Regions from separate parts of the Homo sapiens genome. Here region 2 is linked to region 1. A link is a loop called in an ENCODE intact Hi-C map of the cell type or tissue named here. Cell type or tissue: lower leg skin. All regions are shown on one strand. Links, peaks and the distances in the headings refer to the core of each region. The heading gives the core; the rest is flanking DNA. Region 1 has its middle 160 kb from the start of POU1F1. Region 2 has its middle 100 kb from the start of POU1F1.

Region 1 (17,085 bases), core at 4,121-12,120:
TCTCACAGCAGATTTCTCAGTGGAAACATTGCAGGCCAGCAGAGAGTGGTGTGACATACTCAAAGGACTAAAGGGAAAAAAAGATTTTATTCTAGAATATTATATCCAGTGAAAATATTCTTCAAATACTTTCCAGAGAAAGAAAAGCTGAGGGATTTTGTCAACACCAGACCTATGTTACAAGAAATGCTAAAGAGAGTTCTTTAGTCTGAAAGGAAAGGATGTTAATGAGCCCTAAGAATTCATCTGAAGGTACGAAACTCACTGGTAACAGTAAGTGAACAGACGAATACAGAATATTATAACACTGTAATTGTGGTGTGTAAACTAGTCATAACTTGAGTAGGAAGACTAGGAGATAAACTGATCAAAAATAGTAAGTATAATATAACATCTTTTTAAGATATAGTATAATAGAATATAAATTGAAATGAGTTAAAAAGCAAGTGGGATGCAGTTAATATGTACAGTTTTAACTAATTTTCTCTTTACTTGTTTGTAAAATTGTTTTTGCAATCAGAGTTAAGTTGTCATAAGTTTAAAATAATCTGTTATAAGATGTTATTTGCAAGCCTTATGGTAACCTTAAATTTTGAAGAAACGTACAGAAGATCACAAAAGATGCAAAGAAATAAGTTAAAACACACCACCAGAGAAAATCATTTTCATAAAAGGAAAAACAAGAAGGAAGGAAGGGAAAACCGCAAAACCAGAAAATAAACTTGAAAATGGCAATAGCAAGTCCATTCCTTATCAATAATAACATGGAATGTAAATGGAGTGGCTAAATGGATAAAAAACAAAACCCAACAACCTGTTGCCTACAGAAACACACTTTGCATATAAAGACACACTTAGAAAGGGGATGGAAAAAGATATTTCATGAAAATAAAAACCAAAAAAGAACATAAGTAGCTATACTTATATCAAATATAATATATTTCAAGACAAAAACTATAAAAGAATGTCATTATACCTGTAATTCCAGCACTTTGGGAGGCCGAGGCGGGCGGATCATGAGGTCAGCAGATCGAGACCATCCTGGCTAACACGGTGAAACTCTGTCTCTACTAAAAATACAAAAATAAAAAATGAAAAATAGCCGGGTGTGGTGGTGGGCGCCTGTAGTCCCAGCTACTCGGGAGGCTGAGGCAGGAGAATGGCGTGAACCCAGGAGGTGGAGCTGGCAGTGAGCCAAGATCGCGCCACTGAACTCCAGCCTGGGTGACAGAGCAAGACTCTCTCTCAAAAAAAAAAAAAAAAAAAAAAAGAAAAAGAAAAAGAAAAAAAGTCATTATTTAATGATAAAGGGGTCAATTCTATAGGAGGATGTAGCGACTGCAAATATTTAAACACCCAACACTGTAAAACACAAATATATAATACAAATCTTACTGGGGCTAAAAAGAGAGATAGACCCAAATAGCTGGAGACTTCAACATCCCACCTTCAGCACTGAACAGATCACCCAGACAGAAGTCAACTAAGAAACATTGGATTTAATCAGTACTGTAGACCAAATGGACATGATAGATGTTTAGAAAATAATTTCATCTAATGGCTGCAAAATACACACTCTACTCCTCAGCACATGAATCATTCTCAAGGATAGATATTAATAAAACATAGTAAAATAATTAAGAAGGATGAGTTGTATTTATTATTTTTGTTTTACTATAGTTTGTTAGTTGTAAATTCATAGAATTTAATTTTAACTTAATTATTTATATTTTTATTTATTTTTTTGAGACAGAGTCTCACTCTGTCTCCTAGGCTGAAGTGCAGTGGCATGAGATCTCGACTCACTGCAACCTCCGACTCCTGGGTTGAAGCCATTCTCATGCCTCAGCCTTCGAGTAGCTAGGTCTACAGGTGCGCGCCACCATGCCTGGCTAATTTTTGAATTTTTAGTAGAGATGGGGTTTCTTGCCATGTTGACCAGGCTGGTCTCAAACTCCTGGCCTCAAGTGATCCACCTACCCTGACTTCCCAAAATACTGGGATTACAGGCGTCAGCCACCGCACCCAGCCAGAATTTAATTTTTAACATGCCTCCATTTAACAAGCAGTTTGCAAGATTTTCTGAAAATTTAATCACCAGCTTTCCCAAATCAGTGCAAGCCAGCTCTGAGAAAACACTTGCTCTGAATCACTAGAGAAAAAGGATATATAAAGAAATGTGAATGAGAAAAAACATTAATATATTTCAAAAAAAAGTAGTCCCTATTACACAAACACTGAACTTAATAAGAGAAGTTGTTAAAAAAAAAAAAAAAAAAAAAAACCAAACTCACTCCTTGGAGTTAAAATGTACTCTGCTCTAGTGTAGAAGAAGCTTAACAGAAATGAGAAAGAACCTCATGTCTTCTGGAAGCAACGGTATGCAAAAACACCATTGAGGTCCATTGGTTCATGATTTCGACTTAGGTCTTGTGATTTATTAGATGATTTAAAAGCTCTGAGTCTCAGGTTCCTATTTGTAAAATGAATATAAATAATTTGTTAACAGTGGCTGTAAAGATATAACAAACTTAATCATGAAAAATGAAGAGTGTTATTATTGTGAAGTTAATGAAAACCCTTATTTTTCACTTGGGCTTAACTGTTACAGGAAACACGGAAAGCAACACAGTGAAACGCATTATACAGAAGGTATAGTAAATGAAACAGGAATATCCCCAAATTACTAGGAAGCAGTCTCTTGGTAATTCCACTCCACGAAACCACATAAGGACTTTAGTCTCTTCAAGTACATTTTTCTAACTTCAGCAAAGCAGAGTACAATCTGTATAATTCTCACATTGCTCAAAGGTCCCTCTCCAAGGATGTTGTAACAATTAATCGACATCCAATTTGATTATCCCTTAAAGTGTTCTCAATAATATATATTAATATATCAGGCAATGAATTAACTGAATACTAAACAATATGATGTTTGGCCCATTTAATATAATTATGCACTTCAAAAAATTATTTAACCTAGTAAAACATTTATCAATTATGATTCAAATAAAAATTTTTATTAGCTTAATATTTCTGAATATGAAATATTAAAAATTACCTGAGGGCAGATTCTATAAATGGTAATTAAAATTTAAGATCAGTAGACTCTTAGTTGTCCTTCATGTCTATTCTTTCATTTTCCCCTCTTACTAGAAACTCTGGCTTGTACCTGAACATATGAACATCCAGTTTAAGAACACTGCTCAGTCTCCCTTTGGCTCCAGATGACTCCATATGACTAATTTCTACCCAATGAATTTGAAGTTTTATGTGGGAGATTTAGGAATTTTCCTTAAAAGGAAGTTACACCATGACAATTTTTTTCTTATCTTATTCTGCTGCAAGAAATTCAGAAACCATCTTGGGTTGTGAGAACAAACGCCACACCTTAGAAAGATGAACCCTGAGCTGGGAGGAGACTGGCTTTTTGAGGGAGTGGAGCTGACATATCAGCCCTATACTGCTTATCTTAGAATAATACTTATTCAAACATAAATAAGCTTCTGTTTTTGAGGCACGCCATGATTTAAGTTGTTACTTGCAGTCATTCTTTATCTTAAATAATACAGCGTGTTTCTGATATCAGCTTATATTTTTATCTTATCTTTTATGTATCTTATTTTTATCTTGAACATTTCATTTGATTAAAAATTTTGTGAACTTAGCTACCAAATAATTTCACTTATTATACTTCAAAAATTACTATATTAAAATGGAACCACATGTTTATGGATCATACTACTCATGTTTACTTATACCAATCCAATTAGACATCTAAATATTTTAAGGGAAACATGAATTTTTACATTCTAAAGATACCTACATTTATATCTGCATGTATAGCACATATAATGATTTTAATGATACCCTGTTCTACTAGGGAATAGTTACCAATGCTTAGTTTTATAATTTTTTTTTGTAAACATACATTTCCCAAGTATGGCATGATTGTAGTAAAGATATTTATTATACTATATTCCCATGAAGTGGAAAGATTAAACGTAAGTAATTAACTTAAGGCTAATATTTTCAAAATTGTACTTGTGTAATGCATACAAATATTTTTGTTAAATATTTAATATGAGTCATTAAACAGATAATCACATCAAGTCAAAAGAAAGTAAATCAGACTCCTTATTTAGAGTATTAGCTAATCAATGCTTGAGTGAAAACAAGCAAGAGAGCATCTGCAAACAAGATATTTTGGAACGATTTAGTCTCTGGGCTGTGCAGGTACCATTTGTAAGTGGGGATAATAAAAATCTGAGCAGTGAACAACAAAGTAATGCTAGTGGTTTGGTAAATGGGGCTTGAAGAAGTGAAAACTCTTGAGTTATTTTTTTTTTCCTTTGACATTTTGTAACTACTACTGAGTGGGTGTATGGAAAAGCATCTTTCCAGTCTATATTTTCTGGCTACCTCTTGTGAAATTAAGAAAATCTCTGTTAGGACAAAGTGGTAGCTCCATCTGTTAGCCTCCTTCATAAAATAAAACCTGCAGACACAGGATCATGATGTCTAAACAGTGCTAATATTATTTGAATATGATATCCAGAAAAAAAACTTGTATGGGACATTTCAAAATATTATTTTTGGATTTTCATCCACATTATCTATAAATATTTCTTACTACTCTGAAGAAGAACATTTCTCTAAGAAAATATTTCTCTTTCTCTTCTTGGTTAAGTTTGCCTATAATATATTGTTGCATGCTTTGGATCAGTTTGAACCTAGTGGAAGATGTAAATTATCATACTGACAGAAAAAATATCAATTACCTCAGTGTACCTATTTATCATCATGCAAATAACATTTTACTGTCTTGAAAAATTTGTTGTCTAATCTTGATTCATATACTATTTGCTATAGTAAATATTTGGATACATAGTTCACTGTAGCTGATTTGTAAAAGAAGTAATATATTAACTTACTGTTGGTATTGAGTGCTCTGATGAGCTAATTACCACTGAAAATAGTGATTCCAAACAAGATGCCTACCAAGAAAACAGGAATCTTTAATTACTATTTTCAAAGAAAGGAAGTGCTATCAACAGTTACTTCGGTGAAAATAGGCAGAGACCTAGAAGTAAGGCTAAGAAGAGTGAGAAATCCCTGAAAGGAATAAAAATCTGCTTTTCTTGTTCCTGTATCCCAGCATTTTAAAAAGTGAAAATTGGCAATGGCTAATGGCCATGAAAGAAAGGACCCAGAAAAAGGAAATCGTAGAAACTGTGGTTGGCATGAAGGCAGGGTTTTCAAAGATCATTCGATTTTAAGAGGAGGGTAAAAGTTTGTAACTGGAATGGCTTTATTATCACAGTACTTTTTGTGTGGTTAAAAACTTTGTAAAATTAGACTGTGGACTTGTAACTAGCCCCAGTCCCTTCCTACAGCTAGATGGGAGCAGTAAGTTCTATTGTTTTGTAGCACTCTAGGGTGAATCTGGCTAACGATAATTTAGTGTGTGTTTTCAAAAAGCTAAAAGCTAAAAGAGGATATTGAATATTCACAGCAGGAAGAAATGATAATTGTTTGAGGTGATAAAGATGATTAATTATGTTGATTTGATCATTAAATATTATAGACATATATTGAAATATCACTCTTTATCCCATAAATATGTACAATTATGATGTGTCAACTAAAAAGGAAAAAGGTTAACAAGACGTTAAATTTTAATTCCTTCACTCATGTATCCTACCCTTCCCTACTCAGCCTGATCTTCCTTATAGAGCCTATAGAGAAAGGCCTTTCTCATCTGGTGGACCTATTTTTACCTCTTGGCTAACTGAAGTTGATTGAATCGAATGGAAGATAAATGTATGGCTTCTATAAAGTTCTGGTGCATTTTTTTCTTTCCATTAAACATAAATATAAATTTTTTAATGAAGCTTCCCAGAGAAAAGAGTAAGGGGGTGAAAGATTTATTTGCGAGAAGTTGATGAGGTGAAGCAGGCGTAGGTGAGCTGGCAAGGAGAGGACAGTCTACTTCAACTGGCACTTACTGAATTCTTAGAATGGAAATGACATCGTCCACAGCACCAGTACTTCAAGGATGTCTGCCTTTAAAGAGCCAGCAACTCACCGAAAAGAGAGATGTATAAAGCAAATGTTAAATGCAGCAAGGTAAGCATTACATAAGCTGAAGAAATGAATAAACAAACAAAGCTGGCCTGCCCAGGATTCCCCTGAAAGTCTAGAAAGCCTCCCCTCAAAGAGAGTTACGCCTGGGCTGAAACTTAACAGAAGAGTAATAATCAATGAAAAGAAGACTTGGGAAAGAATTAGGAAATATATATTCCAGGCAGAGGTAAAAAAATAATCAGAGTATATGTATTGAGAGCAGGAATTCTAGAGTTGGCAAGTTGAGTGACGAAGTATTGCAGTAATCTAGGTAAGATAATATTGAGAACCAGAGCTAGGGTCTCGTTAATTTGGATAAAGAAGACCCACTAGATATGAGAAATTTTGTGTAAATAAAATTATAAGGTCTTATAAATTGATTGATTTAAACAATAAGAAACAGTCATCTAGGATGACTATTTTGTGTAACAGTGTAGACAGTAGTGCCAATATATGAGATAATATTCAAGTGTATAAATCTGGAGGGTAAGATGAAGTGAACTTGTGGAACTGGAAGTATCTGGAGAACTTCCAGAAAGGTATGTCCATTAAGCGCTTTCATTTGAAGATATGAAATCCAGATGCTAGATTAAAATTAGATGCATAGATATGAATGTTACTAGCATATAGTCTTTGTTAAAAATATGACAGTAAAATCATCACCCAGAAGAGAAAGGAAGATTTAAAAAGAACAAAGACTCAGTAAGCAGAAATGAGAATCATGGAAATCAGTACTATGTAATGGGGAGAGGAAGAAAAAGGTTGACAAAGCAAACCAAGAATAAAGATCAAATAGAGTGGAAGAAAAATCAGAAAAATATTGTATCACAGAAGAGAAGGGTGTAGTTTTCCAGAGTAAGAAAAGATCAATACTGTGAAATGCAATGAGATCATTGTAGAATGAGGACTGAAAAGTGTCCAATGAATACAGAGATATGAAGATTAATGGTGCAGGTTACCAGAGGAGTTTCAGTGAAACGATAGGAGAGAGTTGGTAATGAATTGCAAAAAAAAAAGACACTGAATATTGTCACCATTTTCAAGATGATTGGCTGAGACAGAGAGGAAAACAAGGACAAATATTCTGTTAAACATAGGATACATTCTGCTAGAAGGCTTTACTACAGCCCCTGAACTCACTGGTAAAAGTCATTCTCATTTTCATTTTATGAGCAAAATATTCTCATGTTAGTGAACTACGTATTTTCATGTTAGTGAACTTAATGTTAATGAACATTAAGTTTTTGGATGAATTTTATTATTTGTTGATACTACTATCTTCCCAGTATTAATGTATCAGTTTTTATGCCTTTATAATAGAATCAGCTCAGTTGTACTAATTTAATTGATACACTACTTAACTTGGAAATAGTAACTTAAAACATGCTTTTATTTAAGCACATTAACTGACCAAGAATAGCATAATTTCAGTAAAAATGTTTATTGTATTGTATATGCACAAAGTGCAAGGATGAAGAATATAGCAATTAAGTCACGGTATTTTCTGATTTGTCCTTATAAAATATGCAAATCATATTGTAAAAGCACATCATAGATGACATAGAAAGAAAGAAAAACATCATTAATTACATGAATCTCAAAGCAACCAATAATATAATTTTATTTGTAATAATATGTAATCAATTTTGGAATGGAAGCAAACAAGAGATAAACTGTCCAGAAAAGACATTTTGCAAATTATATAGAATGTCCAATCTTGTCCAGGTAACATTTATAAAAGCAGATAAAAATTTTGCAAAAGGAAAGTATTTTACTAACCATTTTGAGGGTTTTTCTGCATCTACTTATCTTCCCCATCTATGCACAGAAAGAACAGCACATTAAAACTCCCTAGCAGATGAACAAGGCCCTATGACTAATTCTGTCTGGTCTATGAGGTGGTTACAGATTTGATGTCTGTCAATTTTTAGCTGAGACTGTGAAGAATTCATGATGAATTTTCCAGTCTCTGTCTGCATGCCTGCTATGGTAATGGTGGAGGAAACAATATATTGAGACGGTGAGTTCAAAAAGTGAAAGCAACATGAACTGAGTTGCTTCATAGGGCCTGTTGTTCTGAAGTCATGCCAAACTATAGCAGACTTTGTGTGAGCAAAAAACAAACACCTGAGGTGCCAAGCCACTGAGTTTTGGAGATTGTTATTGCAGTGCAACCTACCCTCTCCTGACCATAAAACATTCAGAACATCTTTTTGTATATAAAGCAAATCCTGTCACCTAACTACTTTTTTCTTTTGGTTAGTATCTATAAAGTACAGTTGGGGAAAAAAGGCATAAGGGGAGGAGAGGGAAAGTAGGTGGGATGGAACCTACAGGAGATGTTAGTAAAATCGTCAAGACAATAATTTAATGGACTATAATTATTCATTAGGTTTTTTAATAATCATACTAAACTTACAGTTATTTTCCCTCCTTGCCCTCTCCAGCTCAGTGAGGAAATAACTTGCCATAGTTGTTAGAGAAAATTTCTTACCCAGGTCTAATGAGGTTGCTGCTTTGACAGTTCAGCTCTTTCATTGTTCACATTCCTTTGTTCATTTGTGTGTTGGTAAAAAAAAAAAAATCAGTACAAATCACTGCATTCCTTTCTACTTGCAAATCTCTGCTATGTGATTTTTGTTGCAAATGAAGATATTTATCATGACTACATTCTCCCTCTTCCTACATCTTGTTCTGAATGCTGTATCTGAGTATTTCACCAAGTATTCCCATTGTATCACTTCAGTTGCTTTTAATTGCAGAATGAGTCAAGGAAAATTACTGTTTATGGACATCAAATGATTCTGCAATTCTGACTTAGAAACTAGCCACCTTTCCCCAGAGGTTCACGATAATCTCAGACTGTAAGATTTGTTTGCACAGGTGGTTCTGAGATTCACTGTGCATGTGGGTATGTATGCACACACACGTGCATGTTTATGTATGTGTGTACACACATGTATATATATATGCATACACACGTGCGTATGTATGCACAGGCGTGTGTATGCATGTATGTACACACGTGTTTTTTGGACAGATGGCGTGTATCTTACCCATAAGTATGACAGTAAGTGGAAAAATGAGATTTTTTCCCAAGGATTTACAAGATCCAATAACCAGGATTCTATGACATTAAAGAGTGAACTTTTATGTTGTAAAGGAACTAACAAAGAGTAAAAAAATGAAATGAGAAGCATTAAAAAAAAAAAGCAGTCTGACACTCCTGTCATAATATGGCTGTTTTCCATTTAGAGAGTTTTGAATGGTGAGGTAAATACCAATACTAACTGTTTAGGTAAATAGTATATTCTCCTATACAATGTATCCCCTTAAAGAAAGCATTAAGCTAACATGATTCCTTAAGGTAACTACTTCTGCCTATTTATTATTATTATTTCTAACTAAAGGGCCATTCTAATTCTAAAAAATATGCTTGGGCACATTGGCATCATCTCTGTGTTAACTCAGGTATCATAACAGTCCTGACTGTTTTTGGCACCACGCTGCTGGCTCTCACCATGGTAGTTCAGCCCAGCAATCTGTTCACTCTTTCAGTAATGCTGCTTTTCAAGTCTATTACTCCAGACCCTATTAGTGGATACTCAGGATGTTTTCTACATCCTGAAGCCCATAAGCATGCTTAGTCTTTGAGATACTGTTGATCATGACCCCATTTACATGTAGGTGACATTGCCTAACGAACTGGGTCCCACTTGCTGCTCCTTGTTTTGTATTTTGCTCTTCATCCATTAGCCAGTATTATGGCGAGCATTCCTTCACTAACAGGGAGAGCTGTAGATGTGCCAAGCCCCATCATCCTCTCTTTTCTTTGCTTTATGAAGCATGCTGGGACCAGATGGTATTCTAAACAGAGCTTTTAAAAAGAGCTTTCAACACGTTGTGTGTCAAGAGGTAGTTTCCCCTCTTTTGGTGAATAGGTGATTTCTCGTGGGGTTTGAGCCCCTTGCTCTTGATCATTTCTTCTTCTTTTTAAAACAGACTCCTCACTCATTTTCATGAAGGAAAGAAAATGGAAAGTGTATCTGCTCCAAACCTTGAAGTATAATTATTAAAAAATAGTTATGTTCAACAGGATTTTATATAACATTATCTCTTTTTAGTTTTGTAACAACTCTTGAGATATGGTAGAAAAATTATCTTCATTAAAAACCTGAGAACCGGAGATTAAATTTCTTGACTGGTCTCACAAAGAAAGTTAATGACAGAACTAATATAACAGTCCCAATGTTCGTTATTGTATTTCTTACTGTTTCCAAAATACTTACTAATGACTGTGATGTAAAGTCTCAAATAATCACTACTTGTTGAGAACAGAGCAAAGAAGAAGAATATGTAAATCCATTTTTTTCTGTTTATTTGAATTTCATTTTTCCAAACCAAGACCAAGATGCATGTAACAATATATATTTATGATTTATTGATAATGAGGGAATAATGAATATTCTGGGCATAAGTTCCCAACACTTGACCATGATTAGGAGAAAACAAATACATAGAAAAATAGTTCTGCCACAACTATACATAGCTTGCACTATGTATTCAAATGAAAAGTAAAAGTTTAATTTACCCAGCCAGCCATTTTTTTATTTGATGGGTCGTCTTTTCAAAGCAAGTGTAAAATTAACTAAATTATTCATTAAATCATTTGATCAATGTCTAGTTAGTGTACTTGGTAGATAATGATTTTTCATGTACTTGGTAGCTATTGATATTTCCTTCCCGACTTCTTCATGCTGTCAGATTAATTTTTGATTTCTATAAAAAGCATCTACATTTTTACTCATGGCTACAGATATTAAATGGGTTTATTCCAATGCCTATAACACCAATAAATTTTGTCTCTGTTTTTACTGGGTTTGATTTAAAGATAAAAAAGAAAATCTGTAATTAAAACCTTAAGTATGGTACAAAAATAAACTGCATTTTTGCCATTTCAAACTTTGCTAACTGAAATACAATAAAAAAACATAAAAACCTAATCATTATACAACAGATATTTTAAAATGCATTGAAATGTTCACATAAAGAAGATTAAGAATGAGTGAAAATTTCTAGAAAAAATTTAGGAATATTTTAGATTCCTTTGAGTGAGTTTATTTTGTCATCATATATTATTGAATATAACATGCTGCTTTCCAATTGCATCTGTCTTAAAATGTCCCAATTTATGAAAAGTTTCTTTAAGTTTAATGGGAAAAAATCTTAAATTAGGTTTCTATTTTTTTTTATTTTAAATAGAGGGTTTATTTTGAGGGATATAAATTAGGCCAGATCTAGAAATAATTAGGTGGAATGCTAGTTTGCCATCATGATTTTTCCACCACTAAAGTTTATTTTTTTCTTCTTCCTTTTATTAGCCCTTTTAACTCTGCAAATATCAAAACACCATATTATTCAGATACTCCTTAGGTGGCACACTACGAAGGACAAGAGAGCCTAACCAAGCAGTGACTATTCGCCAGTCCTATAATATTTCCCCCCAAATAAAATTAATTTTACTTTTTTTGTTACTTATTTTTGCTTGTTTGTTTGTTTTCTTGAGACAGGGTCTCACTTTGTTGCCCAGGCTGGAGTGCAGTGGTGCAATTACAGCTCACCGCAGCCTGCGACTCCCAGGATCAAGCAATCCTCCTACCTCAGCCTCCCTAGCAGCTGGGACCACAGATTATTATTTCTTTTTTTTAAGGAAAAAGCTACATTCTAAAGCCATGGATAAATCACATTTTCATGTGTTAAAACCCAAAGTATGCATTTTCATGGGGCAAAGACTTAACTACAATTCATTAACTTCCCTAATAGCACAGTTGCAGCAAGACCATAAAGTATTTGGCACTTTCTCTTCCCCCTCAAATTACAGTTTTCTAAATCTGCTTTCTTACCACATAACTCCCTGTAACACCCTTAAATAAGGGGAATCCTATTATGTCTTGGGAGAAGGAAAAGATAACTGTAATTACTTCTACTATGTATTGATATATAAAATATTTACTCCTCTTATATGTAAAGTTTCAGTGCCACAAAAGAAATAGCACTCAAATATAAAATTTTCTTTTAATTCTCAGCAAGGCAAGGTACTTCTACAGAAGGGTGGGCCCTTACAGATGGAGCAATAGTGAGCACACGCTTGGACAAGGGAGGGGAAGGGGTTCTTATCCCTGAAGCAGGTGGCCCCTGCTGCTGTGTCATTCCCCTATTGGCTAGGGTTAGACTGCACAGGCTAAACTAATTCCAATTGGCTAATTTAAAGTGAGTGACGGGGTGAGAGGTTTGGTGGGAAAAATGGTTATGACAGAGCAGGAAATCAGAATGAGTCAGGATGGAGTAGGTAATCGGAATGAGTCAGGGTGGAGCAGGTAATTGGAATGAGTCAGGGTGGAGCAGGTAATTGCAAAAGGTTGCTTTAAGAGGAAGTTAAGTTTAAAAGTAGAAGGCAAAGAATTGAACACACTGACATATTGATTCTTTGAAAAGAAATTTAGAATTCATGTCTAACACTCCTCTAAGGCAAGTGCATAAACATATGACTTTAGTTCAATAGATTTATACCCTTAATCAACAAATGTATGTTTTGGACTTTCAGCATTGTAGCATCCTATATGCTGTGGAGCCTATAGTCAAGTACATTTAGTGAGAAAAAACAAATCCCCACATTTTATTTAACTTATATTTCCTATAATAGAAGAACAGTTTTCAGGTATTGGCTAAATGTACCCCTGGTTAACAGGTGATCTTTGATGTGGTGAAACAGGAACCCAGGCAATTGGAATATCTGGTTCCTCAATTTCCAGGGCATCGTCTGTGTATAGCCAGTCAGATGGGAATTTGGAACATGGAAAAATCCCACTACCGGAGTATAGGTCCTACCCTGGAAATGATGGACATCATTTCTGCTCATATTCATTTGGCAAAAATAGCTGCATGCAAGGGGAGCTGGGAATGAGAAAACAACTTCCAATGATGGCTCACCGTAGAAAATAGCAAATAACACATATCAATACAGTGGTAAGGACTGGACAAGATGATCTGAAAATGAAGAAAGTCATGATACGTCTTGGAAATAATCATTGCATAATTTAATCAAAAGATATTAGTGAAGTGATCTTGAAACACATGTGAAGTGTATGCATCTTCTAAAATTGTCAATATCTTCTTCACCTTTAACGCTTTTTTTTTTTTTTTTTTTTGAGATGAAGTCTCACTCTGTCACCCAGGCTGGAGTGCAGTGGTGCGATCTCGGCTCACTGCAACCTCTGCCTCCTGGGTTCAAGCAATTCTCCTGCCTCGGCCTCCCAAGTAGCTGGGACTACAGGCGTGTCCCAACATGCCCTGCTAATTTTTGTATTTTTATTAGAGACAGGGTTTCACTATGTTGGCCAGGATGGTCTTGATCTCTTGACCTCATGATCCGGCCGCCTCAGCCTCCCAAAGTGCTGGGATCACAGGCGTGAGCCACTGTGCCCCGCCTGACTCTTGATCAGGGCATGTACTTGTGAATATTTTAGGGTTGCAAGCCACAGAAAGTATCTAAATTAGCTTCAAAACAAGGATTTATTTTGAGAATTTAGGAGTGTGTCCACAAAAGTTAAGAGCAGAAGCACAGGAGCACTGGGATCAAGGACTGATAAACTCTGAGGCTTTAATGGTCCCTTGTCTCTAACGCTTTTGGTATACTTTCTCTTTCTGAAGACCAACCCTTTCAAACTCTCAGAACACAGGCAAGATGCATATTCTGTAGTTTTCAGATGTGTACTTCCTACATTCTGGAAAACTAGATGAGTTAGGCTCTCTTCATCTCAATTGAAAATTCTAGAAGAAAACACCTAATTGGCTCATCTTGGATCAGTTTTCTCCCTCTAGACTAATTCACTGTAGGAAGACACACTGCACAAATCTAAGCTTAGTTGTTTCTGTCTGAAATTTATCTTAGTGATCTTTGCAACATTTGGTACAGCTCAAGTAAGCTACTAAAAAGCTCACACCTATCAGCTGTAAGAACTAGTTCAATGAGTCTGGATAAGAGGATGCATAGATGAGAGTGAGAATAGATGAAAATGAGATAGATGGGATTGGAGTGATTATAAAGAGACAGAATATCACACTAATTGCAAAGGCATGATAGCATAATCAGAATGATGATTTGGAAATATAATTTTTAGAGTATTGCAGAACTTGAATTGAAATGAGAAAGTATTATGAAATTTCAGTGGGCATTGTTGAGGTAGTGTTGAAGAGAACTATGGCTATTTCAAATGCAAGAATCGGAATACGACTAATCAATGCATTACAACTAGTTTACTCTTGGTTTTTCTTTCATGCATATTTTTAATTAATTGAAGAAAATATTTTAGGTGTATTTAGAGATTTATTTAGCCACATTTTATTAATTACAATACTGAAAATAAAGTCATGGTGAATATTATTTACAATATTTCCTGGTTATGTTAGTGGATAAAATATTTTCTGCAACACATTTCCACAACACTCAAAGTTACCTTGGTAAATGCATACTATTAATCTATGTTTTCATTATTTAACTATTTTACATTTCTTGGACATTCAACACACATTTTATACTTCTAAATTTAAAAGTTTAGGAACTATGGGCATATAAAAATAAATACCTCAAAATATACAAAATTCATATACATTTCTGATATTTTGAAGTAGAATGTTTTATCTGCCTTTTTCCTCAATAGAAAGAATACAATCACATCAGTGATAACATTTTCAAATATTAAACTTATATGATTTTTAATTCCTCTCTACCCTATATTTTATTTCAGCCCTACTATTAAGGCTAAACCATGACATTTTTTACCTCAGGAAGGAAGAGGGAAAATGATGCCTTAAGAAAGTTATTGATCAGCTCTAAGAAAGCTCACTTTCTTAAAACCATGGTATATATTTTTCCAAATTTTGAAAAGTCCTACTGTATGCTACACATTCTGTTAGGCATATACTATTTTAGCTCTTAGTTTGCGTGATCTCTTAGTCTCAAAGCTCACTTTCTTAAAACCATGATATGTATTTCTCCAAATTTTAAAAAGTCCTACTATATGCTATATATTCTATGTTACGCATATACCAATTCTAATAACAGGAAGCTGAAGAGCACTCTTGCCTTTGGTTTAGAAGAGAGAGCCTATGGAAAGAAATATAGACCAAAGGAAAAGGCAAGTGGCCAGACAGGTTAAGGGTATGTGCGGGGCAGGGGAGAGTAACATTAGTCTCCTCACCACCCAGATTAAATGCAGGAATGAGAGAGAAAAAGAAATAGAAACTCAAGAAAAATAAAATAAGCAAGAATGCTTTCGTTCTGTTTTCTCTTTTGAACTCTGAGAGGATACAGATTTATGGAAGTGGTTGAGGACATACAGCTTTGGGGAAAACTTCAGCTAGATAGAAATGAATGTGATGTGTGTTAGGTACAGAGCGGACCAGGCCAAGTTCTATGGAGATCACTTAAGACTGTGCGGAGGTCAGTCAGAACTTCCACCATGTTCCCTACAGGAGGAATGAGAAGAAGCCAAGAGAAAAACATCTGTGGGCCTGCTTTATGTTAGCATGGTGATGACTGTAGTACTGTAGTGAGCAAAGGCATGAGAGAGAACACCACAAACTTGGGGACAGATGAAGAACACAGCTGAGATTTAGAAGTCCTGAGGCAGTGATGTGCTTGTGAATGGTTACCAACTGGCTAGCCAGAAAAAAAAAAAAAAAAAAAAAAAAAAAGCCTTGATTTGCAATACTTGCCAAGTTCTGTGGTGGAATACTCCCATTGTGAAGGACTTCAGGTCATAGGAGGCCTAGCATGGATTTAGGAAGAGATATAAACAGTTGGCTCTCACCAGCCAGCACAAGCTTCCTTCAGCACACCACGTTTGAAACGTGTTGTGGGGTCCCACCCATCCTGCACCTTCCACCCAACATGTACATTTAGGAGACCAAAAACAAACCAGGAGAGGCACTGAGCTGCATGTTTTCTGGAGCTTTGTTAGTAGGATGAGACCCTGGGCCAAAGAATGAAAAATATATTCAAGAGAAGATGGAGCACTGAACAGGGTTAGGGGCCTTCAATTACTTGACCATGGAGCTTCCCAACCCCAGTGATGCCTAAATTGATTACAAATGCAACAACACATTGAAGCCCTGAGTCCATGGGGCAGCAAGCAGGACTGTGTTGGCCAGAGACCCAGGCCATGATCTTCAGCTTGTAAGCACTCTGGGGACATGCTGTATCAACCCCGTCTGTTTGTTACCATGTGAGTAAGTTTGGGAGCGTCTCTTCTACGATACTAGTTCCCTCTCTACCCCAACTCTGTAAGGTCTTCTCTGATTGTTAGGCACTGGTGTGGGTCAGGGGGTAATGCCTACTGAGTTCTCTGTGGTCAGAGGGTCATGGATACCTGATGAAGCCCACCCAAGTCTTCTGGGGCCAATGGCTGTGATGTTCTGTGTTACTCTGCTCCTGGAGACACTGAGCCAGGCAGAATAGGGAACCTTAGACCAGGCCCAGATCCCTATGGATTGTTGTGGAAAATGGTGGTGGTTTTTACATATAGAAGGATATAGAATGTTTAATTTTTAGAATTCTACTTTTTAAACTCAACTGTTAGGAACAGAAAACTGATTACTGGAATTTTTGCCCTTCTGACAAAAATAAATGCTTAGATGCATAAAAAATTATTTGGAGGCCTTGAATCAATGTCCCAATATTACTGGAAGCCAAACTTGAGAACACATTATCAGACATAAAAAATAAACAAAACAACAACAACAACAACAAAACTGGAAGCAATAGATAAAGTCCTGGAAAGTTCTTTACCTCAACTTAAAATATAGACTTTTAGAAAAAGAACTGAGGTAAGAAAAATCTAAAGTATTAGAACAAGTTGTGTTGATGGTAGATGTAACAAAGAGCGTACATTCATCAAA
Region 2 (17,085 bases), core at 5,052-13,051, 62 kb after region 1:
TGGAGGACAATTTGGCAGTTTCTTATAAAACTGAACATACTCTTATCACATGAACCAGCAATCCCACTCCTTGGTATTTATGCAAAGAAGTTGAAGACTCATGTCCACACAAAAACCTGCACATGGATGTTTATAGCAGCTTAAAAAAATGAATCAGCAAAACTTGGAGGCAACCAAGATATCCTTTAGAGGTGAAGAGATAAATAAACTGTGGTACATTCAGACAATGAAATATTATTCAGCATTAAAAAAAAGAGCTATCAAGCCATGAAGAGACATAGAAGAACCGTATGTGTATTACTAAGTGAAATAGGCCAGCCTGAAAAATCTAGATTCTGTATGATTCCAACTAGGTGACATTCTGGAGAGGGCAAAACCATGGAGACAGCAAAAATATCAGTAGTTGCCAGATGTTTGGTGAGGGTGGAGTGAGGGATAAATAGGCAGAGCACGGAGATTTGGGGGCAGTAAAACTACTCTGAATGATACTATTATAGTGGGTATATGTCATTACATACTTGTCCAAATTCGTAGAATGTACAACACCAAGGGTGAATCCTAATGTAAACTATGGACTCTGAGTGATAATAATATGTCAGTGCAGGGATAACTGATTGTCAGAAATGTACTACCTGGGTGCAGGATGTTAATGGGGGAGGCTATGCATGTATTGAGCTAGGGAATATATAGGGAATCTCTGTATCTTCCACTCAATTTTGCTGCTAAACTAAAGCTGCTCTAAAAATAGTCTATTAAAAATAATTCATTCAGTTAACCATATCAACACTCTAAAAACAATCATATGATTATTTCAGTAGATACAGAAAAGGCATTTGACAAAAATACACATCTATCCATGACAAAAACTCCCAGCAAACTAGAAATAACAGGTAAAGTGCATCTAAAAGAAACAAATATATAGCTAACAGAATATTTCCATCCATACTCCCTTGGCAAGATCAGCTCGATTCTATGTAAAATATTGCCAATATAACTACTCTGAACTTTTAAAATTAATTCTGGAAGCTGAGCTGCCTCACTGGGCTTTTTGTGCTATTTTTCCAGATACAAATCATTGATTCATTGTGGCTCAGTTTACCAAAGTTGCATGGGTTTTGAGTGATATATATATTCCATTCTTATTTTTTCCATTAGTCCTGTTTATTTTTAGTGTTCAATTTTGAGGTTTTTTGCCAATACTACTACCATGTTACATTAGATACACCTCTAGTTACATAGATCTTCACTGTGCAATATGATAGCACTAGGCATATGTAGCTTTTGAGCTTTTGAAATGTGACTAGTACAAAATGCATTTTCCTGGAAGGATAAAATTACGTTATATTTCAAAGACGCAATATGAAAAAATGTAAAATGTCTCATTAATAATTTCTTATTGATTACATGTTGAAATGGTGATATTTTGAATATAATGGGTAAATAAAACTATTGTTAAATTTAATTTTATGTGTTTCTCTTTTCTTAATGTGGCTACCAGAAAATAGAAAATTTAAGTGTATATATCTACTGGACAGCTCGGATATCAATTGTCACTTTGTTCTCAGGAGCAATAATTCCTTTTCTGCATTTCTGCAATGTAAATGTTCTAGAAAGAACTTTAAAAAAATTTGACGCAAAGTCATTTGTTGGTAAAATATGACCTGAAGTGATGTTAAGCTATTTATAGAGCTGATGATGAATTTGCTTGGTATGAAAATAAAAATGTCAAGGTTGTCTGTAAAACTCCAAATGCTGCATCACTTCAGCCCCTTGACCAGGGCATCATTTCATTTGTCAAGGCCGCATACTCACCTGGTATTTGATCACATTCTATCAGCATTAATTCAGACCTTAATCTGGACATAATGTGGTGCTGGAAATCATTCACTATTGCTAATGCAATAACTTTCATCAAACTGCCAGGGATGAAATAAAACCTAAAGGCTTGCCGGATTAACTTATGGAATGAGATCATACATGATTTTAAAGTCTTGGTTGGGGGGATGTTGGAGGGACAGACAATGGGAAAAGTTAGAAAAATTATTCATGCAGCAAGACAAGTTGGTGAAGAAAAATGTTCTGATATGTTTGATGACGATGTGAAAGAACATATTAAAGTCCATTGAGAAGTGTTAACAAATGAGAAATTGGAAGAACTTGTTGAGCCATCTACAAGAGGAAGAAGAAACTGAAGCTGAATCAGAAATGTAGACATTACCTAAATTTGCCAAAGGTTTTCAAACTGCACAGACCTTAAAGGACAAAATTGTGAAATATGATCCTCAGAGGGAATGCAGCATTCAAATTAATGGTGTGATCACCTGAGAAGTAAAGTCTCTGAAGCAACACTTTGAGTAGTTAAAAAGAGACAACTTCTATTACAAGGTTCTAACAAAACATTTCACCAAAAAGACCTTCAACTCTCAAGGATCCCTAACCATTGACAACATTTACTCCTGACATCCAACCATTGATATCATTATGGCTGGATAATCCAGGATCACCTAAAGCAGAGGGTCCTTCTCTCTGACATATCATAAGGAGGTCAGTGGTAGTCTAATGCTATGTCACAATGTCTACATCATTCACTTCACTTCTACTCATCAGTTAGGCATTTTGTTAATGCACATCACATAATTCAAAGAGGAAGAAAGGTGAATATAGTGCAATATGATATTTTCAGAGAGAGAAATAGAGTGAGAGACCACATTCACACAATTTTTTTACAGTACATTGTTATTATTGTTTTATTTTATTTTGTTATTGTTATTCATCTCTTACTGCTAATTTGTAAACTAAACATTATTAAATGTATGTATGTATAGGAAAAACCATACTATATGTAAGATTTGGTACCGTCCATGGTTTTAGACATCGACTGGGGGTCTCAAGGCAAATCCACCCTAGAAAAGGATGGACTATGGTATATTGTTTCACTTTTTCATTGTCTCATCAGTCCCCTAGTATTTCTCCACTTTTTCGTTCTTATTTTTGTTCTGCTGAATAGAAATTTCTGTCTTCAAGTTCACTGATTCCTTCTGCCTAACTGAATCTGCTACCAAAGCTTTTTATTGATTTTTTTTTTCATTTCGTTCATTGTATTCTTATGGGACAGAATTTCTCTTTGTTATTTTTTTAACGCTTTGTATCTCTTTGTTGAATTTCAAATTTTGTTCATTGTTTTTCTTATATCCTTTATTTGATTTGATCTCTCATAGCTCACTCAGCTTCTTCAAGATGATTATTTTGAATTCTTTGTGAGGCAATTCATAGATTTTCATCCTTTAGGTTCAGGCACTGGAGCTTTATTTTGTTCCTTTGGTGATGTTATGTGTCTTTGATCCTTCATGTTCTTTCTTCACATTTGAACAAGCAGTCCCCTCCTCTAGTCTTTACTGACTGTCTTTGGGAGAAAAATTTCTTCGCTAATCAGCCCAGTTTAAAGATTCTAAGAGTCTCTCCAAGGCCTTATTTATGGATGTGACTTCCTCGTGGCTCCTTTTCTCTCTTGAGAGAAATGCTTTAGGAATTTTGTGCCTTCTCTCAATCCTGCAAAGTCAGGCCTGGTGCTCATAGCCTCTTGTTTATTTTCCCTAGGGCGGTCCCCTAAAGTGTTCAAGACTGTGTACCTTCTCCCAATCATTCAGAGTCAAGCTAGTTGCTGTCTTTGTGCTGTCTGCAAGGGCCCATGTACTAGTCTATCCACAGAGCCTCACCTGTGCTGTCTCAGGAGTGTGTTCAGAATGCTGTATGTGTATCTACCAGTTGGTGGGGCGTGCAGGTCAGACATCCAGTGAAGTTTGTGGGCGAGCTTCTTGGTGGGGTTCCCAATTCAGTTAGTAGGATCTGCAGCCAGTTTTTTAAATCCGCACGGTGGTTGCTGTAACCTACTGACCCTTTTTTCTTCTCTAGCTCCCTAAAAGCTATTCGGCCATGAAGATCCCTTCAGTAATCTGGGTCTCTTGGGCAACATATGTGAGGCTGGGGAAACTAGGTGCTCACTGCAGTCTCACTTTACCCTATGGAAGAAATCACAGCCTGAGGGGTTCTGTCTTGGCACTTAGCTGTGTCACCTCTGGGGAGGAATGATGCAGGTAAAGTGAAACTGTTTTTTTTAATCATCTTTGATACATCTATTATTAGATTTTCTGCTTGATTGGGGTGCTAGAATTGTCTTACCAAAATCCCCAGTTTCCACAGAGATATTTTCATGAGCGGTTGTTTATCAAAATTGATGTTTCAGTAAAGGTATGAGGGCTGTAATCTCCTATTTCACCATCTTGCTGATGTCCAACTACTGAGATAAATTTTACAATATTTTTATCACCTTAAAAAGAAATCTCATACTCTTTTGCTATCACTCCTTCCTCCCCATTCCCTCAAAGCCATAAGCACTCACAAATCTACTTTCTGTCTCTATGTAATTCTCTATTCTTGACTTTTGTAAGTATGGAATCATATGGTATGTGGTGTTTTTTGACTGGCTTCTTTCATTTCATAATGCTTTCAGGAGATATGGCCTTTTAAAGCCTTCTTTCAATGTCATCTGGAGCATTAACAATGGTATCTATCCAAGCAGCTTCTAATTGTTTCAACTGCCCTCAATCTGTAGAACATTGTTTGAGGCCAACAGTTAACAGGTCAGTTTCACCATATCACCTAGATTTTTTCCCACAAAATTAGCATCATTCTCACAATTATCTTCCTGCTTCACTATATTAAAACCTATTTCAGCAATATTCCCATCTCATAATTTTCCCTTGAAGAAATGCCTAACAGCCAAATCATCATTAATGTTCATCATTTCTTCAATGTTAGCTTTTTCTGGTGTTATTGTACTTTCACTGATGCACATTTGGTGAACAAATAAGGTTTACTGTTATTGCCTTGTTAGTGTCAGGAAATCCATTAAAGTCTTCAACTTTATGCTTTGAGGCCTCTGCAATAGTCTGTTTTCTGCCCTTTAGATCTTGACAGATGCTTTCTTTTTTCTTTAACTGTTGCTGACAGGGGCATCTTTAGCTTTCTCAAACCTTTCATGGTATAGTTAATTATAAAACAAGCTTGTCCTACCCGCGGCCTGTGGGCCACATGCAGCCCATGATGGCTTTCAGCCCAACACAAATTCATACTTTCTTAAAAATTATGAGACTTTGTTGCAATTTTCTTTTTTTAGCTCATTAGCTATCATTAGTGTTAGTGTATTTTATGTATGGCTCAAAACAATTCTTTTTCTTCCAACATGGCCCAGGGAAGCCAAAAGATTGGACACCCTGTTATAAAACCATAAAATAAGAAGCAAACAGTAAACCATTAGTTAGTTGCAGCATCAACTGTCACTAAGAGAAAGCTGAGAAACAACATGTGCCTCACGTCGGGTCAGGTTCTGCCACTAAAATAGCTTTGGCTTCAAGCTTATCAAAAAATGTAGTTTTTAGAGATTTTTAGATAATTATAGATAAAGATATAGTAGATCTGAATATTATGTATACTAAGTTGTCTTTCTAAAAGTATAAGTAATTATGTATTCCAAAATGCATCTATCCCTATAAGATTCAAATAATGAACTGGTTTGGTGTTATGTTCTATAAATGTCAGGTTAAACTGTTGATAGATTTTATAATCTTTCATATCCATACTAACATATCTTTAATGACTGTTTTTATCAATTGCTAGAAAAGTGTATTATAATCTTCAACTATGTTTGCATATTTATCTATTCTTAGGTGGATGTATTTAGAATTTTTATGTCTTCTTGATTAATTGGAGTTGTTATCATTATGAAATGACCCTCCTTATTTCAGGTAAATCTCCTTGTTTGAAGTCTATTGTGTCTAATAAGGACATAGCTTACATAAGCTTTATTATGTTTTATGTTTGCCCAGTATATCTTGTGGTGATATATCATCCACCTGTTTGTATCTTAATGTATAAAGAGCCTCCTGTAAATAGCAATCAACCCTATCTCTGCCTTTTGATTACACTTGTTTGCCTATTTATCTTTTTGCTACTTGTTTTTCTCTTTTCAAATAACTTAATATTTTAGTATTATATTCTATCTCCCACATTATTATTTTCAATATTACTTTATTGTGTTTAAGTAAATTTCTTTAGGGGTTTCAATATAAATCTTTAATATAACACATTCTACTTCAAATTAACATGATACTACTTCACATATAATGTAATAAATTTACAAAAATATAATTCCATTTAAGCCTCTTCCTATCATTTGTGCTGTTGTTATTATTTATTTTTCTTTTACATGTGTTATAAACCCCATACACATTGCTATAAATTTTCTTTAACCAGTGAATTGCCTTTTAAGGAATTTAAGAAAAGAAGGAAAAATGATCCTTTATATTTACCCATTTATTTACAATTTCTAGATTTTTTTTCTTTTTTTTTTTTTTTTTCAGAGTCTCCCTCTTGTAGCCCAGGCTGGGAGTGCAGTGGCGCTATCTTGGCTCACCACAATCTCTGCCTCCCGGGTTCAAATGATTCTCCTGCCTCAGTCTCCTCAGTAACTGGGATTACAGGTACCCGCCACCACACCCAGCTAATTTTTGTACCATTAATAGAGAAGGGGTTTTGCCATGTTGGCCAGGCTGCTCTCAAACTCCTGACCTCAGGTGATCCGCCTGCCTCAGACTCCCAAAGTGCTGGGAAGAGCCACTGTGTCCGGCCTAGGGTTCTGAGTTCCTGGAAGTCTGAGTTTTCACCTGGTGTAACTTCCTTTCAGCCTATATGACTTCCTCTGCTGGTAACAAAATCTCCCAACCTTGTTTATATAAAATAATGTTTATTTTACTTCTATTTTTCCAAGATATTTTAATGTCGTATAGAATTCTAGGTTGACAGATGTTTTCTTTTTTATTAGGCACTGGAAGGTGTCACTTGTTTTTCAATATCTACTTTTATGATGCAACGTCAGTTGCCATTATATTATTGTTCTCTTTTATGCAATATGTTTTTACTCTAGCTGTTTTTATGATTTTTTTTAACTTCTGGATTTCAACAATTTGGCTGATGGGCCTAGGTAGTTTTCTTCATATGTACCCTATCTATGGTTGGCTAAGCTCCTTCCATTTATGGATTGGTATCTGTAATCAAAATTGGAAAATTTTTACCTAATATCTTTCAGATATTTTTCTGTCTCATTCTCTCTTCTCTTCTTCTGAGCCTCCAATTACATGTATGTTAAATTGCTTGTCATGTTTCCTCAGGTCATTGAGGCTCTTTATACTTTTTTCAAAACTTTTTCCTCTCAGTGCTTCAATGTGGTGAAATCAATCGACAAGTCTTAAAGATCACTGATCCCTTTTTCTATTGTGTCCAATATGCTATAAAAATTACCCAATAAAATTTTCATTTTAAATATTTTATTTTTTAGTCCTATGATTTCCATTTAGTTATTTTTCACAGTTTTGAAAGATCTTGAAATGACCCATCTCATCAACTACTGTATCTATTTTGTCTTTTAGAATCTTTAAAAATATTTATCATTATTTTTAGTGACTACACATTACTTTGGATAACTACCAGATCTTTGACCGCAGGGAGGGTAACTGATTGGTGGTCCTGCCTGTTAAACTCTAAAACCCATCACCTCGTTCACATTGAGTTCACAGGTTCTATGGGCTGTTCCTCCTCATGAAAATAAGAGGAGAAGACCGACCAAACTTGGCTTATATATGAGCTAGCTTGATGCATGGTTGCAAAGCTAAAATCAACAGCAGCTGTACCATAGCCACATACAAGAGTATACACGAGTATACATGAAAGACACTGGTGAGAGGAAATTTTCCCAATGGGCACAGGTGTAAGTATGCACTATTCATCCTATTTGGTTGAATGAGAAGTGACCTGATGTGAGAATTTGTTTATCGTTCCTGGTTAAGACCTAGAAAAGAACTAAAAAATCGGAGGGTTATTTAGATGAACAATGTCATTCGAATAATCATGAAAAGTGAAGATTTTTGTATAACATATTAATGCTCAACAGGAAGCATCTACCACTAAAGAAGTACTGATCATATAGATCAGTTCACTTAAACTAGCCTTTATCATTGGCCATCAAAACTGACATGATAGCAACATGATTGGAGTCCCATGGTGGCAGATACAGAGGTTATCATCAGCCCAACACCACTGACTCCTGCTTACCAAGGTCTATCTAGTTACATCTGTTATTGTCGACCATGTCAGCAACAAAGACCAATACTGCACATCACATATTGCACAATTCCTCAAGGACATCAACTGGCCACCTAATAACTCAACTACATCAAGTCCCTTCTTTACTGAAGAACCAGAAGTTTATCCTCAGAAGGGCGGCTGCCAATTTCAGGTATGAGGTGTTCTTTCCTGCCCATGAAGCTTTATCCAGTCTATGCAGGGACTTATAGATATTCACACAGCATGACCAGGGGACTCATTTCACAGTAAAAGAAGTATGGGAATGGATATATGACCACTGGATTTGCTGATCATAACACATACCATGTACAGAATTGGTGGGTTCTTGGTCTCACTGACTTCAAGAATCAAGCCACGGACCCTCACGGTGAGTGTTACAGTTCTTAAAGGTGGTGTGTCCAGAATTTGTTCCTTCTGATGTTTGGACGTGTTCGGAGTTTCTTTCTTCTGGTGGGTTCGCAGTTTCGCTGGTTTCAGGAGTGAAGCTGCAGACCTTCGTGGTGAGTGTTACAGCTCTTAAGGCCGCACGTCTGCAGTTGTTCGTTCCTCCTCTCTGGAGTTGTTCATTCCTCCCGGTGGGTTCATGGTCTCACCCGCCTCAAGAGTGAAGCTGCAGACCTTCACTGTGAGTGTTACAGCTCATAAAAGCAGTGTGAACCTACAGAGTGAGCACCAGCAAGATTTATTGCAATGAGCAAAAGAACAAAGCCCCCACGGTCAGGAAGGGGACCTGGGTTGCCACTGCTAGCTTGGGCAGCCTGCTTTTATTCCCTTATCTGGCCCCACCCATATCCTGCTGATTGGTCCATTTTACAGAGAGCTGATTGGCCCATTTTACAGATACCTGATTGGTCGGTTTTGACGGGGTGCTGATTGGTGCATTTACAATCCTTTAGCTAGACAGAAAAATTCTCCAAGTCCCCACTAGATTAGCTAGACACAGAGTGTTGATTGGTGCATATACAATCCTCCAGCTAGACATAAACGTTCTCCAAGTCCCCACTAGACTCAGGAACCCAGCTGGATTAGCCTAGTGGATGCCAGGCCAGGGCCACCGGGTGGAGCTGCCCGCCAGTTCCACGCGGAGTGCCTGCACTTTTCAGCCCTTGGGCGGTGGATGGGACCCAGCGCTGCGGAGCAGAGGGTTGCACTCTGTCGGGGAGGCTCACGCCGGGCAGGAGCCCACGGTTGTGGGGAGGCTCGGGCATGGCGGGCTGCAGGTCCTGAGCCCTGCCAGGCAGGGAGGCAGCTGAGGCCCCGGCGCCCAGGGGCACTGCTGGGGGAACTGGCGCACCCTCTGCAGTTGCTGACCCGGGTGCTAAGCCCGTCACTGCCCGGGGCCTGAGGCTCCGGCCGGCCACTCCCAGTGCGCCGCATGCCTAGCCCACACCCACCCGGAGCTTGCGCTGGCCCGCGAGCGCCGCATGCAGCCCCAGGTCCCGCAAGTGCCTCTCCCTCCACACCTCCCGGCAAGCAGAGGGAGCCGGCTTTGGCCTCCGCCCACCCAGAGAGGGGCTCCCACAGTGCAGAGGCGGGCTGAAGGGCTCCTCAAGTGTGGCCAGAGCGGGCGCGGAGGCTGAGGAGGCACGAGAGTGAGCGAGGGCTGCCAGCAGGCTGTCACTTCTCAATACGGCACCATTTAGATCTATCTAGCATGTTGGAATGGCTTTCTAAAGGCACAGCTGAAGCACCAGCTCAATGGCAGTAATATGAAAGGATGGGTGTCACCCTTCGGAATGTATTAAATCAGAGACCTTTGCATGATACAGTGTCCCTAAGATAATAACACATGACTTCAAGGACCAACAGATGAATGCAAGAGTAATTCTTTTGACCACCGCTTTCAATGTTTCATTGGGTAATTCGTACTTCCTATCCTGACCATTATGGGCTCTGCAAAATTAGCTGGGTCTCCAAAGTAAGGGTACTCTTGCCAAGAAATACAGGAATGATCCTATTGAACTACAAGTCAGGCTAATCTTCCTCTTCTAAACTTATCTTCAAAAAAGTGATACGTTGGAATCATGGCTGAACTGCTTCCCAAATCCATGTAGAGAGTAACTCTCTGTCGTGAAAGAGTGGACAGTGACAGCCATGAGATCATATTGCCCAGCTCTCCAAGTGTGGAGAGCACAATATACCCCCACACGCTGCTCCCAGCCTAGGAATTAGCACGATAGTAATGCTGAGGGAGACTTCTTTTGGAATATGCGGGACTCCTTTGATGGGCAAATTTGGCCTGAACACTGCATAAGCCTTCTTTAGGACTACAGTTCAGTATAATATGCTACCACCTAAGCTTTCTTCTCTCTCTGCTTCACTCAAGGTCAGGCCTGCATCACAGTCCAATGGCACCTGCCCCCCCACCCCCAGCTTTTCACAACTCTGTTCCATTAATTTATTACAATAATTAACCTTAATAAATTCCTTGCACATATTAATGTATCTTGGCAAGTGCTCTTGCAGGACCTGGATTAACATATTATTTTACAGTTTTGTATACTAATTCCCGTATCTGGGTAACTTGTGAATTTCTTAAATTGATTTTTACACTAATGCTACATCGTAATTTCTGTTTATTTGTGTATCTAGTAAATGCTTCATATTATGATGGACATTGTTAATAAGTTGTAAATATTTTGGGTTCTGGTATTTTCTTCTAGGGAATGTTGAATTTTGTTAAGCAGGCTGTTAAATGACTGGTGGTTTGCCTTGAACTTTTAAAGGTATGGTTTTATTTTCTGTTAGGACAAGTCATTTTTAGATTTGCCCTTTGTCTTGTGATAAATTCCTTAGTACTGAGAAACCATGTTGAAATATGTCCTTTCTTCGGTGTGAGTGGAAAACGAAGTGTTTCCTGGGTCTTTTAAATTTGGCAAGACTTGAGCTCAAAACTGTCACCTCTGTACCGGAAAGTAGCTAAATTCTCTGCTTATCTCCGGCAACCTTACAACCGTTGCTTTTTACTGGGCAAGTTAGGGGTTTTTTCTGTACAAGCACAGTTTAGGGTTAGCAAACGATTTGAGTAGACTTTATGTGTAGATTTTGGAGCTTCTCTTACATGGTTCTCTTTTTTTCTTTCCCAGGATTGGGCCTTTCAAAAAAAAATTTATTTTTTCTTTGAGACAGGGTCTCACTCTGGTTGTCCAGGCTGGAGTGCAATGGTGAGATCTCGGCTCACTACACCCTCAACCTCCTGGGCTCAGGCAATTCTCCCACCTAAGCTTCCTGAGTAGCTGGGACTGCAGGTGGGCACTACAACGCCTGGCTAATATATATATATATATTTTTTTTCCTGTAAAGACGGGGTTCTGCCCATGTTAGCCAGGCTGGTCTCTAGCTCCTGGACTCAAGCGATCCTTAGGACTCAGCCTCCCAAAGTGCTGGGATTACAAGCGTGAGTTACCGCGTCTGGCCTCAATTTTTAGTCGTTTAGAAAGCCCTGAACTTTATACTCTGTGTATTCAGGTTAATAATATGTAATTTTCTGCTTGAATTTTATCTTCCGGTGCTGGTGAAAGTACTTGGGTGAAAATCTCTCTCATTATGTCTCCCTTTTTTCAAAGCATAGATCCTCCTTATTTATTTTCTTAACCTGGTTTTGTTTGCTTTCCAGTTTTCAAACAGCTGTTTTTTTATGTTATTAATATTTCCAGAATTGAGTGTGTTATTTATGGTAGAGTTAGTTCAATAACAACAGTTCTGCAAATACTATTATAAAACCCAGAACTCACAATCAGCTTTTAAACATCTCCATCCTAGGGCAATGCTTCTTTTTAAAAAGTTTTTCAAAAATTGTATTACTATCTTATAAAACAGTATTCTTTGGCACATACTAGGTGCTCAATAAATATTTATAAATTAATCAATATGACTGGTTATTTAAGGCTTATGAAACAATTCTATTTAAAAATCTCAAACATGAAAGAGAGATTAAAGCAAAACCAAAAAAGAGCCAGTAGAAACAGTGCAGGTTACTAAAAATGAAGCAAAAAATTATATCTATGAAATAAAATCTATAAAAATGGAGCCAGCATGAAATGAGAAAATAGTAAGAAAGAACTGGAAATTTAAAATAGTATAGGTAAAATTGTTTCATCATTATTATAGGAGAATAAATCAAAGAGAATCTAAAATTGGAATAGAAGAAAGATTTATAAATTAGAAAACAAAGATAATAAATTTAAATGATAAATTCAGGATGCCTAACAGCTTACTAATTAACATGATGAAGAACAATGAAAGTTATAGAGAGGACAGAGAAAATAATAAATTAACAAATATAAAAGTAAAAGAATTTTGCCTAAAGTTAAATGCCACAAGACATTTGGTGAGCTATCTGATGCCTAGAACAATAAATGGTGGGGGAAAATGACATAAGTAAAGGCAAATCATGGGAAAATTTAGAATACAAGCATTAAAGAAAAATTCTAAAATATTCTAGAGATAAAAATAGGTCATGTACGTAAAATCAATAGTCTAAATAGCAATAGATAACTTATCAGCAAATTTAAAGTTTACGGTATAACAATAGAGAAATTATTTCAAAATTCTGAGTGAAGTTATATTTAACCTAGAATTCTATAATCCAAAATCAATCAAGTAGCAACTTAGAGTAAAGCAAACTGCAGATATGCAAATACAAATTTTTGTTTTGTATGTGTCCTTTGTTGGAAATCTATTCGACAGTGTGACTCATAAAATGAAGATATAAAATTTGAGATTTAGAAAGGACGGAATCTATCTCACAGGCAAAGTGAGTAACTGTATGACAGCAGTTGAGTAACCCTAAAAAGTAACCAGTCCATATTAAAACCAAAGAAAAGACCCTGAAAATAATGACATCAAGAAAAGAAGTGAAATTGAAAAGATAGAATACATGAAAAATAGGCAGGTGGCAGAATTTTTGAGAACAAACATGTTAATAATGGGTACATTTTAAAAGTTCAGTAAAAAATGAGATGATAAACTCTAGGGGAAAAATAATAAAGTTGCCCAAAAAGGAGGCATAAACATAATGCATTGCTTCATTTAAAGGTAGGAAAAGGGAGGAGAGCTTAGTTCTGAGTTACCAAGATTAGAAATAAGAAGAGATTGCCTGAAGTACTTTTGCCAAGAAATACCAATATAAAGATTATTTAGGAAAATGTCTGTAAATAAAAGTAAAATTAGCCATTTGAATAAAAAGATGGAATGCCAGAAAATAGTATTATGGATGAAGGAGAAAAGTGAAAGAGATTTGCTACTTTCACATTATATAATCTTTAGTAATATTTGATTTTTCAAAAGTATTACTTTGTTAAAAAATAAAATAACAAAACAAAATAATATATTAAATGAATAAATTGAAGTAAAATAAATATCAGAAAATTTTTAAAGGGTTGGAGAAAAGAAATAAATACCAAAATATTGAAGACGGAAAGAACATTTTGAAAGGCAAAGAAGAGATGAGCCTGGTCGGGAATGTGGATTTTTACCATGAAATAGTGAAACAGTATTGGATAAGCTATAGGTACTTTCCTTCCCAGGATAAACTTTATCGTGGGATAAAGGATAAATTGTAGCTTGTGGGAAGTTACTAATCATTTCTAATCAGAGAAACAGTTCGGTGAATTTAATGGGACATCACTGTTAAATAAGAATGTACTGTAGGCAATTAGGTGGAAGGTCATGAATGTAAAGATGAGATTTGGGTTTGGAAAGGAAGACACAAATCTCAAAATCTGAGAGTATAACCATCAGACTTAGGATTTGCATGACTTGTTTACTATTGAAGATTAAAGAACACGAGAGCCAAGGATGATTCACAGATTTCAGTCTGAAATAAAAATACACACACATAGGCATCTATCATAACTTCATACCAAAAAAGCAGCTGGTTTGGGGGACAGCAGGTTTAGGTTTAGCAGGTTTGCATTTTCAGAGTTTGGCATAAGATAACAGAACCATTCCAAGTAGCATTTGTTTGAGCAGCTACATGTGTACTTACATAAAGCAATGAAGTGGCTTTTAATACAACAACTGCACTGAAAATTAGATTTAAAATAGTGAAAATGTAGCGAATAAATTCAGTTTTCTCTGCCTCTAACTTTCCCCGTCTTTATGTTACTAGTATAAAGTCTTTTTTATTCTCCCATTAAAAATATGGAGACAAGTTCTACACAAATATTAAAGTACCCACTTGAAAGAAAAGAGCATCCTAAAACATCATTTTCTCGAAAAAAGAAATAGTCTACTTTTACACCTGTCAAAAATGATCTAAATTTAGTCATGAAGTGAATTTGTAAACATAAGATACTCCTCAATGGAAGATCTAATGCTCCCTAACTATCATGGGCCCATCAAGCACTGCAGTTGTACATAAACCTGGAAGTATCAGAACACAGAAAAGATCTATTTCCTTTATTTTTTTTCAAAGTGAGATAAGTGTATCTAATTGTTTCTGAGGAGATCAGGAGCACAGTGAAATCTGATATGCCTTTTTTTATTCAGACGAATGAATCTACTTAGATTCCAAGAGGGTGCTCTAAAATGTAATGGTGAAGCATGTAGCTAGGCAACACTGGCTGTTTGTCCTCTCAGAGTGAAGGCACTTCTGGAAAGTGAATGATCCATGACAGCAAATGAAAGTATAAAAAACACATCAAGCAAGTGGAAAACACATTTTTTAAAAAATAACTGCCTGAGAGAATGCTGAGGATGGAAGTAACATGTAACATTGAAATCAGACTTGCTGAAGGGCCAGAATAAAATTGCCCTGCATCCCTAGGTTCCTTGAATATATACAATTCTCAAAGGAAAACAAAAACAACAGCTATGTAAGGGAACTCAGTAGTGTTAGGAGTCGATGTACCAACAAACAAATAAAAGGGAATTTTGAAAGAAAAGGAAAAGGCAATAAACAAAATATAAAAAAGGATTTTCCATTGGCAGCTAAAGCATTTCACAGAGCATCCACGATTTTCATTAAATGACTGTTGTCTGCTAGATCCTACATCATTTTTAAGTGCACTATTACTGCTAAGATTGTATTTTTTTTCTTCTGTTCAAAATGACATTTCTGGTCTTGTTACCATCTGTGAGTGTATACGGCTCAAACAAAGAAGTCTTATGTTAAAGAATTAAACTTGTAGCACTCATTATTTCCTAGACTTCAATACTAACAAGGAATGCAATAAAACATTGTTCTGACATTTATAAAATTACAAATGGCAAAATGTAAAAGAAGTGGTAAGAGTAGTAAAACAGTAGACATAATTTCCTAGAAAGAAGCATATATATATATATATTTTTATGTTGAGTTTATTGTCTAAAACAAAGTTCTTTGTTTAACTGATAATAACTAAGGTGATGGATAATGCTATGGGAATAAAATTCAAATTATAAAGTGTGATTTAAATACAAGGTAATGATATCTACCAGCCTGTAAGTAACTTGGTTTGGAAAAGTAGCCTATGTTTTTCTGAACTATATAATAAATATTTAATCAATTTTAAGTGCTAAAATATATAGAGAGGGCTATTGAGCCTATTTTGAAGGGGTTTTCTGCAAATCGTCACACAGAAGAGGGACCAGCTCCTAGTATGTATATCAAAAAGAACCAAGTGTGTCACTTGAAATGCCCAGTTCTTTTTTGTTGAACTACGCTAAAAGCAAACTGTCAGTTGAAATGCTGTTGTTCAGAATGCTAACATCTAAATCTGTCAAATCATGTAATATGCAGGACAGAAAGGAGAAAGTCTGAATTTAACATAGTCAGTGTCAGAAGCATGGAAGATCAGAATCAGGAGGGCCAAAGGAAAACATTCAGGATAAAGCACTGATTCTGAATACCATTGAAAGTTTTGGCGATACAAGACCAAGGCTTGGATGTGCAAAAAGAAGCTACCAAAGGCATTAAAACAAGAGTGCTTTGTAGGTTGATTTACAAAGGAACTCACACTTGTTTTGCTGCTTTGGGGACTGTGGAATGGAAGGGAGAGCGTGTAGAAATGGGAAGAAAAGAGGCTGTTGCAGTAATCCAGATGAAATGGATAATGGTCCTTCCATTCCACTGGGTATTCATTCTCATCTTCTTTTCCTAGTGCCTCCTCTTTACTCTGCCTTGCCTCTTAATTTTAGAGGATCTTATGGTCAGAACCCTTCTCTTTTTTATCTCTACACACTGTTTTGGTGAGCTTGTCAAGTTCTCAGGCTTTAACGATAAAATATTTTCTAGTAATTCCCAAAGGTATACCTCCAACTCGACCTTTCATCCAAAGTACAGGCTCATATATATCCAAATGCCTACCTGATATTTTTGCCTGGAAATGTAACAAATGCCTCAAACTCAAAATGTTTAAATAAACTCCTGGACTCTTTTTCACATGATTTCAACTTACATCTCAATAGATGGTAACTCCAAATGTTCAGCTGCTCAGGTGAAACTGTGGAACCATTTTGATTCTTCTCTTTTTTTCCTCAACCCATATTGAATTTATCAGAAAATACCGTTGGTTCTACTTTAAAATATATCCAAAATACAAACATTTTTCACAACACTCACTGTTAACACTTTATTCTGAGACACAATCATCTTCACCTAGATTACTGCAATACTTTCTTAACATGTCTCTCTGCTGTAGCCTTCTATAGCCTATTTTCAACTTAGCAACTAGAGTGGTACTTTTAAATATATATTATAGCATGTCACTATTCTGCTTAAAGCCTTCTAATAGCTGTCTAATTTAATGCAAGTCAAAGCAGAAGCTTTTTCAGTTGTTCGCAAGATCCTCCTGTGTAATCTGATCTTCCACTGAGCTGTGTACATATTGAGATCAAATGCCACAAAGTTCCAACCCCTGGTGAATGTAGGTCAGGTCAACTTTAATGTTGGTTAGTTTTAGT

Evidence for each region. A loop is a pair of places that touch in the nucleus more often than their neighbours do. Peaks named below come from ENCODE experiments on the same cell type or tissue, not always from the same donor. Only the 100,000 strongest peaks of a DNase experiment are listed, where the experiment ranks them.
Region 2: a loop joins it to region 1, with 10 times the contacts of the local background. A loop is called at or near these places in 2 of 110 quality-filtered maps.

The regions. Positions count from the first base shown.
Region 1 is chr3:87,428,990-87,446,074 of GRCh38, reverse strand. No RefSeq gene overlaps it. Among named protein-coding and RNA genes, the nearest start is that of POU1F1, 160 kb to the right of the region's middle. In lower leg skin, for the core only: no CTCF peak of the experiment used is centred there; no DNase peak of the experiment used is centred there.
Region 2 is chr3:87,367,888-87,384,972 of GRCh38, reverse strand. No RefSeq gene overlaps it. Among named protein-coding and RNA genes, the nearest start is that of POU1F1, 100 kb to the right of the region's middle. RefSeq lists a silencer at 11,007-11,207. In lower leg skin, for the core only: no CTCF peak of the experiment used is centred there; a DNase peak (open chromatin) is centred at 9,692.